Linked DNA regions of Homo sapiens: region 1 is linked to region 2. A link is an interaction called in ENCODE POLR2A ChIA-PET data of the cell type or tissue named here. Cell type or tissue: PC-9. All regions are shown on one strand. Links, peaks and the distances in the headings refer to the core of each region. The heading gives the core; the rest is flanking DNA.

The links. ChIA-PET counts read pairs that join two places held together with the same protein. Peaks named below come from ENCODE experiments on the same cell type or tissue, not always from the same donor. Only the 100,000 strongest peaks of a DNase experiment are listed, where the experiment ranks them.
Region 1: POLR2A ChIA-PET joins it to region 2 with 8 read pairs; 2 of 35 experiments call an interaction of 5 or more read pairs at or near these places.

The regions. Positions count from the first base shown.
Region 1 is chr11:10,570,362-10,574,755 of GRCh38, forward strand. It overlaps IRAG1 (inositol 1,4,5-triphosphate receptor associated 1), which reads right to left. Exons shown (of 21, transcript NM_130385.4): 21 at 2,734-4,394. All of the region lies in intron 1 of IRAG1-AS1 (IRAG1 antisense RNA 1), which reads left to right. Among named protein-coding and RNA genes, the nearest start is that of LYVE1, 3.9 kb to the left of the region's middle. In PC-9, for the core only: no CTCF peak of the experiment used is centred there; no DNase peak of the experiment used is centred there.
Region 2 is chr11:10,630,778-10,635,171 of GRCh38, forward strand. IRAG1 (inositol 1,4,5-triphosphate receptor associated 1) reads right to left here. Exons shown (of 21, transcript NM_130385.4): 3 at 3,191-3,294; 4 at 1,214-1,284. Among named protein-coding and RNA genes, the nearest start is that of IRAG1, 61 kb to the right of the region's middle. In PC-9, for the core only: no CTCF peak of the experiment used is centred there; a DNase peak (open chromatin) is centred at 2,744.

The DNA.
Region 1 (4,394 bases), core at 186-4,185, 61 kb before region 2:
GCAATGACACACTGAGTCCTTCTCATACTTCTAGTCTCTCTTTCACTTCTACAGTTAGCCAGAGAAAGTTCTCTGCTCTTTTAAGAGACACGGTCTTGCTCTGTTGGCTGGAGCGCAGTGGCGCCATCGTGACTCACTGCAGCATCTACCTCCTGGGCTCAAGCAGAGCTCTCTACTTTTTTTTTTTTTTTTTTTTTTTTTGAGACAGAGTCTCACTCTGTTGCCCAGGCTGGAGTGCAGTGGCGTGATCTCAGCTCACTGCAAGCTCTGCCTCCTGGGTTCATGCCATTCCTTGCCTCAGCCTCCCGAGTATCTGGGACTACAGGCGCCCGCCACCACACCCAGCTAATTTTTTGTATTTTTGGTAGAGGCAGGGTTTCACTGTGTTAGCCAGGATGGTCTCGATCTCCTGACCTCATGATCCGCCCGCCTCAGCCTCCCAAATGCTGGGATTACAGGCGTGAGCCACCGCGCCCGGCGAGCTGTCTGCTTTTAAGGGCTCATGGGCCCACCTGGATAACCTCCCTATCTTAAGGTCAACTGTACCATCTAATGTAACACAACAAAGCTCCATACCCCTGGAGCTCCTATTCAAAGGCTCCAGGGATTAGGGTGGGACATCTTTGGAGGGCTATTCTAGAAATTCTGCCTTCCACAGTCACTTAACCTTGATTTGATTCTGATCTGCTTTCTGAGAGAAACTTCCACATCCACTGTTTTCTGCGGCCCTTTGCATCCCTCTGGGAGATTCATTTGCATATAATCTTGCTTGTCCACATTTGAAGTGGATATTAGGGAGTATGCCTTCCTTGGGAATAGCACAGCTTTTGCAGTCTGCTTCCTGCCGGCATAAGCTAAGATCCCAAAAGTTTTCTTAATTTTAAAAAAATTTTATTTTTAATCAATACATAATTATACACATGTACATTTTGATGTTTCCATACAAACAAGATGTAGTGATCAGATCAGGCTAATTAGCATATCCATCATCTGAAACATTTATCCTTTGTGTTGGGGGTGTTCAATATCTTCTCTTCCAGCTATTTGAAAATATGTTATTGTTATCTATAGTCATCCTATAGTGCCATAAAACACTATAACTTGTTCCTCCTAATTTTATGTCCTTTAACAAATCTGTCTTTTCCTCCTCTCTTCCCTTTCCAGCCACTAGTATCCTCTATTCTGTTTTTTACTTCCATGAGATCTTTTGTTAGCTTCCATGAATTAGAACATGTGGTGTTAACTTTCTGTTCATGGCTTATTTTACTTCACATAATGACCTCCATTTCCATCTATGTTGCTGTGAATGCCAGGATTTCATTTTTTACGGCTGAATACTATTCCGTTGTGTATGTACACCATGTTTTCTTTATCCACTCATCTGTTGCTGGACACATTTTAATACCATATCTTGGCGATTGTGAATACTGCTGCAATAAACATGAGGGTGCAGGTATCTCTCTGATATATTTTCTTTCCTCCTCAAAGCTGTTTCCTCACCTGAACAATGAAAGGGGTTTTTAGTCCTGGCTTGTGTTTCTTTGTAAATTCCCTCACAAAGTTAGATTTCTGCTTCCATGTGCCAATAATCATACCCCAAATCCTTTCCCAGTCATAATTCTCAAGAAGTATTTCCTGTTTCTCAGCACCATACCCCTCAAATTTAGTGGTGAATACACTAAGTTCATTTGAACTCACAAAGGGCCACATCCTTAATCTAGCCTTTGCCATAAGGCTGAGTCGATCTGTTCAACTGAGAAATTTTATTGGCTCCCACTCAAAGCTCTTTTTAGTCTGTCTGGGATTTAGAAGTGGTCAGGTTTTCTCACCCTTCAATCTTTCACATTTCTGAATACTCTATATTCTTTTTCATTTTTGCTCCCACATAGCCAATTATTTCTCCTGCCATACCTTGCCAAAGGCAGCCAAGAGAAGTTTCCATACCCCAACGCTGATTCTTTCCACCACTTATAAATAGGCTAACCATGAGATGCTTTCCAAGTTATCACAGGTAAGACTTTACTATCTTACCATCTTTCTAGCAGTTTTGTTTCTTGCCATGTAACTGGTAAGCTAGAACCTCATATTTTGGAATTTTGCTATTAAAGTACACAATTTCTGGTTCAAATGTATGCATTAGGGTAGGCTAACTGCTATAAACATCCTGGAATCTCTGTGGCTTAATATACTAAAATCTTATTTCTTATTCATGTCACAGTTCAATACTGGGAGTGCTCATTCAAAGACCCAGCTTCCGTCTAGTGGTTCTGCCATTTTCTCGGGTCTCAGTGTTCTCATCTGAATCCTCTGGCTTTGGTAGGCAGAGAAGGGAGTAAAAAAAGGTGTGAAGTATTGGGCAGGAGAGTTTATTTTTAGGGAACTAGATTTGGAAAGTCCACATTCCCCTGCAGCTAGCTGTAAGAAAGACAAAAATAGTTCAGCTGTGGAAATCAGGTTGGTTAAAAACTCAGCAGACTCAATCACAGCAAACTGTGTTAATTAAAAAAATCATAGACCAGGAAGATACAGGAAACCAGGATCAGGAATGGGGAAGGGAAGAGGAGGAACTGATCCAGCCCCTGTGAGGTAGCCCATAGTATAACGACCAAGGGTTGGGGACCTCTGACTTGGTTCTGGAATGCACTAATATATCCAAAGGCATCTAATTCTGGGTTGGGGTAAGACTGTAATTCAACTCCATAAAATGAGGAGGCATTTGGCTGCTGCCAGAGGTTTGGAAATGTGCTTTTATTTTCAAACTCAGGTATGTGACACTCTACAGTTCAATGCTAGCACACCTGTGTGAGGCTTAACAACATGAGGAACTGATAGCCAGTGATACACAAATCCAGCACTTCCTCTCCATTTACTCTGTCAGGCTGTATATGGGGAGCAACACATATGGCTTTGTGGCAGCCAGAAAGTGAAGGTCTTTTTAGGAGGTGACATCAACAATGACACAAACACATCACTCTGCAACTGAAGGCAGGGAACCAGACTCCTAGGGCTAAGCAGAGATGTCAGACTTCAGAGGCATTTGGGGGACTCTTCAGATCCACATCCTCACTGAAAATCCAGGGCCTGTTTCTCTCCAGTTCACTACCGCTTGGGCAGCAGCTCCCACTGCTTCAGGCTGGTCTTTGCTTTCCAGAAAAGATGGACTCATGAGCACTTTTTCAGCCCCTGTATATATGGCTATTCTTATGCTCCCTTTTGGAGATGTCCTTTTCCTCGACCTCCCTTGCTTACAAATGGAATAGGGTGGGAGAGGGCCTGTGCCTGGAAGTACTCTTGCAGGCTTTTCTGTGGGGCAGCTGGAGGTGCAGGAGCTCTCCATAACTGCCTTCCTGGCCTTTGACTCATCCAGAAACAAAGGTAGGAAACTTGTGACCAAGTGAACAATGGGGCCAGCTGAGCCTGGCCCTGCTTTAAGGGAGGCAGAGATTGAACATTCCCCACCTGGAGTTCTGCTTCCACGGCCACTCTCTAGAACTCTATTTGCATCCTGTCTTTGGCTCTGAGGGCCTCATGTAGCTAAAGCTCCTTCAGTTGTATCCAGACCCCCTGGAAGAGGCCGGGCAAATCATCCACTTCTGCCCCCAGAGTCCCTCTGCCCTGCTCTGTAACTCTTTACCTTAATGGCACATCCTTGATCAACCCTGGCTTGGGCCTCAGTCATTTTCTAGCTACTGTAAAGGATGCCCCCTTCAATAAACATGCTATTTTAAAGTGGGGCATGCTTGGGGTGGGGGGTCTCTCTGAAGGAGTGACTGCATTGAGCCCAGTCCTTGAGCTTGGCAATGGTGTTGCTAGTCTGGTCTCATTCCTGCTCTCTCACAGAGTAGACTGAAAAACAGAATAAGCTGAGGTTAAGAAAGATGTTGCTTTTTGCATTGTGATGGTGCTGGTACTGAGAAGCATGCAGCATGTCAGCTGTCCCCAGGCTGCTCTCCACCACCTTAAATGTTTGCTTGTTCTTTTGAGCAACATTTAATGACACCCTCCCAAGCGTCAGCCACCATGCTAGGCACTTACCCAAGAGATGGGTAAGACATGGTTCTTGTCTTTGAGGAAAAATGCTAGGGGAGATGGATACATAAATAGGCCATGGTATACTATAGGTAAAGGTCAATAATAATAATGTTTAAAACGTGCCAGAAAGCACAGAGGAGTGTGTGACCTATTATGTTGTGTCTGGTGAGGAGTATGGAAGGAAGGTCATCAAAGCTGGTATGGAGGGGATAATTTTTGCACTCGGTCGAGAAGAGTGACCTGAAGAAAAGAGAAGAACAGCTGGAAAAAAAACTAGTGAGTGGAGGTCCAGCACTATGAGAGAAACTGTTTAGTTGGGGAGCCAGAGATGGAGTAGCTGATGGGCCACTTGGGGGAATGAG
Region 2 (4,394 bases), core at 303-4,302:
CCATCGGGTTCCATTCGTCTTTGGGCAGCAGATCCTTGGTTTTCACTTGGTAAAAACCTCTCTGATTCCCCATTAGCTAACCCCCCTCCCCTGTGCCAAGAGTGGGAATGTGGACTAGTCTTGGCCAATCAATGAACAGAATCCCCTTGGCCACAGGGATTGGCTCGGGGATGGCCATGTGAAGCCATTGAGGGGCAATCCTGGTGTGGAGTATATGGGGAAGAAGAACTCTCCACTGATGGGGCGTAAGCTTGGAGTTGCTGGTAGCTATTGGCTACCATGTGTTGAAGAGTCTGCCAAGAAGAAAGCTAACACACAAGAAAAAAGGTTCAAGAGATGGAATGGGACAATTGCTAATAACCCACTTTGAGCACCTGGATCCAGCACTACCTGAAATCACAAGCCCTGGCTTTTGTAAATTTTTTTTTGGTGTGAGGTAGTTTGAGTTGGGTTTCTATCATTTGAAAAAGTCCCAATTGGTACACATGGCAGAGTTTCAGTTGCCAGCAACATGCTCCAGGGAGGTTCCTGCTCTTTCAGTGTGTTTCCTATTCCCCCTGGAATGCCTTTCCTCCCTCGCCTATCTGTCCAGCTCTCTAAGGCACAACTCAAATGCCACCTCCTCTGGAATACCTTCCTAAAACTTCCTCTCCTCAGAGAGACTCGGTCCCCTTCTTGCCTTGGCTGGCCTAGCTCTTCTGTGCAGTCTCTTATCATACAGTGTCCCAATTATCTGTTCATTTCTCAGTCTCTTCATAGTCTATGAGCAGCATGAAGGCAGGGACCAACTCTATATGAGATCTATGTTCCAACAGCCCAGGGCAGATCGTGAGCCACCATCTGGGGATGAGCAGATGACCAGGGCAGCCGGCCTTACACTCAGGCACCTACTCCAACCTGGATGTGGGCCTCTTTAGCAGAGGCTGGAGGACTCTGCCCCCTAAACCCCAGAAATGAGTTTCACTCAGCTGTTCTTTCTTTCTTTGACTTCTGCATCTTCCTCTTCATGCCCTGGTCTTGTCTTTTGAGCAATGAAAACTGAATTAAATATGCTTCTCCTAGACCCAGACACGGAGGGGCTGATCTACCCTGTCCTGTTGGACTTATCGGGAGGGAGCGCCTTAAAGAGCAGGAGAGAGGAAGGAGTCAAGCCCAGCCACGCTGCCAGACCTGTCTTTCTACTCAACATGCCTTAGATTGCCCTGGTCCTTACCCACAGATGTCAGGGAGGCAGTGGACACCTTCAAGTGTCGGTGAGAAAGCCTCTTGTGGGGACTGTGAACTCTGAAAGACAGAACAGTCATCTTGTTCAGAAAATCAATCCACAACTTGAAAATAGGTGAAAAGATGCCTGTATATTCTTTTTCTTTTTCTTTCTTTCTTTCTTTGTTTCCTTCTTTCCTTCTTTCTTTCTTTTTTTTTTTTTTTGACTCAGTTTTACTCTGTCACCCAGGCTGGAGTGCAGTGGCGCAATCTCAGCTCACTGCAGCCTCTGCCTCCCAGGTTCAAGCAATTCTCCTGCCTCAGCCTCCCAAGTATCTGAGACTACAGGCATGTGCCACCACACCCAGCTAATTTTTGTATTTTTAGTGGAGATGGGGTTTCACCATGTCAGCCAGGCTGGTCTTGAACTCCTGACCTCAGGTGATCTGCCCGCCTTGGCCTCCCAAAGTGCTGGGATTACAGGTATGAGCCACTGTGCCCAGCCAGATGCCTGTATATTCTTTCAAAGTCATCCTAGAACATCATCTTACAAGCTTCTCGAGGGTTTCTCTGACTCTCAACTTGGGAACGTCTTAGAAATGCAAATTCTCAGGCCCCAACTCAGATCAGAAATTCTGGAGGTGGGCCCAGCCAGCTATGATTTTACAGCTCTCCAGGTGATTCTGACGCGTGCTAAAGTTTTCCAACCACTGCCCTAAGAGGATGTGACTTTGACTTACTATTTCCTACTCATTAGGTCCCAGACTCTGAGCTAACATCTAACTTGTAGAAGCCTCATAAAATGTAAATCATTGTTGTCTGACAAAGACGCAGATGATTTCTGTTTGGGAAAAAAGACAAAAATATGGTTTCATTGCCCTGTAGAACATTCACCTATTTTATATCTAACTTAGCAGTTTTATTCCAGCACTTTCCTCCCCACTGATGATATATGTATATCCATTGCTTGTATCCTCCTTTGAACCGGCTTTGTTATCCAGATGCTTCTTGTATTAATGAGGTAAGTAAATCTTTGACATATGCTCAGTATATTTATATGAGAATTATCTTTTTCCTTTTCTTTTTCTTTCTTTCTTTTTTTTTTTTTTTTTGAGACGGAGTCTCGCACTGTCGCCCAGGCTGGAGTGCAGTGGCGCGATCTGGGCTCACTGCAAGCTCCGCCTCCCGGGTTCACGCCATTCTCCTGCCTCAGCCTCCCGAGTAGCTGGGACTACAGGCGCCCGCCACCACACCCGGCTAATTTTTCTGTATTTGTAGTAGAGACGTGGTTTCACTGTGTTAGCCAGGATGGTCTCGATCTCCTGACCTCATGATTCACCCGCCTTGGCCTCCCAAAGTGCTAGGATTACAGGCATGAGCCACTGCGCCCGGCCGAGAATTATCTTTTTAACTTTTTGAAAATTAGACAGTCTCATTTCAGCGAGCCCAGTTCGTGGGCTAGTGCTCTGTGAAACCAAGGCGGAGACATTCCTCTACCTGTGAGCCCATGTCCCTGCCAAGAGATCATATTTCACACGTTTTGGCCAGGGGCAGGATTCTACATTCAAACACCTGCACCTTTCATGTTTGGCTGCAAATAGCTGGACAGTTATTATGGGAAACTCTCCTGCGGTGATTTATGCTTTTCTTAAAGGCTAGCCCTTTCCATGGGGGAACAAGTCCTTCTGGGGCCCCTGGGCATTAAATGTTTTAACCTCCACTAGCCCTGCTGGGGGAGGAGGCTGCAAATGGGCTGGAGCCGTCGCAGAGCCAAAAGGACCACATCCAGGAGAGGAAAAATCATTTTAGGAGGAAGATAATGGAAAAATTCCTATTTCTATCTTGTATTTTGAAAAACTGCTTGATTATAGTTTAGTCAATAAAATGATACAAGAAAAAAGAAAAGATTTATTTAAAAATATAGCTGTCTGATCCTCATGTTCTAGGAAATATTGTTTGTCACAATGCAAGGATCAGGCACCTGTACCTGTTGGCCAGGTTTTTGTCGGTTTCTCCTTCTGGTGAAGTGGCATCCCCAGTCAGGACAATCGTGGGAGTTGGACTGCAAGATACTCCTGCGGCAGGAGGACCCTGCCGGTTTAGAACAAAAACACAGAGTTAGGCTTGGGCTGGTGGGACTTCCAGGGACAGGAGCCAGAGCATTTATTCTCACATCATGATGCTCAGAGCCATCTTGATAAGGGGACAAATGCAGTTTACTCTTTATTCCCCCAGCTTTATTGAGGTATAGTTGACAAATAAACATTGTATATATTCAAGGCACACAATGCGATGTTTTCATTACCTTGATACAATGTTTTGATACAATGTGACATATTCACGGCATACAGTGTGATGTTTTGATGTGAAATGATTACCACAGTCAGGCTAACTAATATATCCACCAACTCACATAGTTACCTTTTTGTGTGGTGGACAATACTTAGCAAATTCCAAGTATACAATACATTATTAACTACAGTCACCGTGCTGTACGTTAGATCCCCAGAACGTATTCACCTCATAACCAAAATAGTAAGTTGAATTCTTTGACCAACATCTCCCCATTTCTCCCACCCCCAGTCACTGGCAACCACCATTCTACTCTCTGTTTCTGCAAGTTTGACCTTTTAAGATTCTACATATAAGTGAGATCATGCAGTATTGTCTTTCTGTGCCTGGCTTATTTCACTTAGCATAGTGTCCTGCAGGCTCACCCACATTGTTGCAAAAGGTGAGATTTCCTTCTTTTTTTAAGGATGAATAATATTCTTGTGTGTGTGTGTGTGTGTGTGTGTGTGTGTGTATACAGACACAATATTTTATTGTGTATATATTTTTCACATTTTTTAATTCATCCATTGACAGACATTTAGATTGTTTCCATACCTTGTCTATTGTGAATAGTGCACACATATAGGTTATTTGGATTACTCAGAAAACAAAAAAGGCAGTTTCTCCTTTATTCCCCAGCAGGCCCTCACCTGAGCTTAACACGGTCCACTATTCATGCACTAAGATTAGGGACACTACAAGCTATCCCTGGTTAGTTCTCACTAGCAATGCAGGAAAAGAATGGTACAGAGTCCTCAGATTGAGGCCAGCCTGGCTGGGGAAGAATGATGGCCTGGGGAAAAGGTAGTGGCACCCACACACCCCTGAGGTTCCACGACAGTCCTACCTTTGGGTAA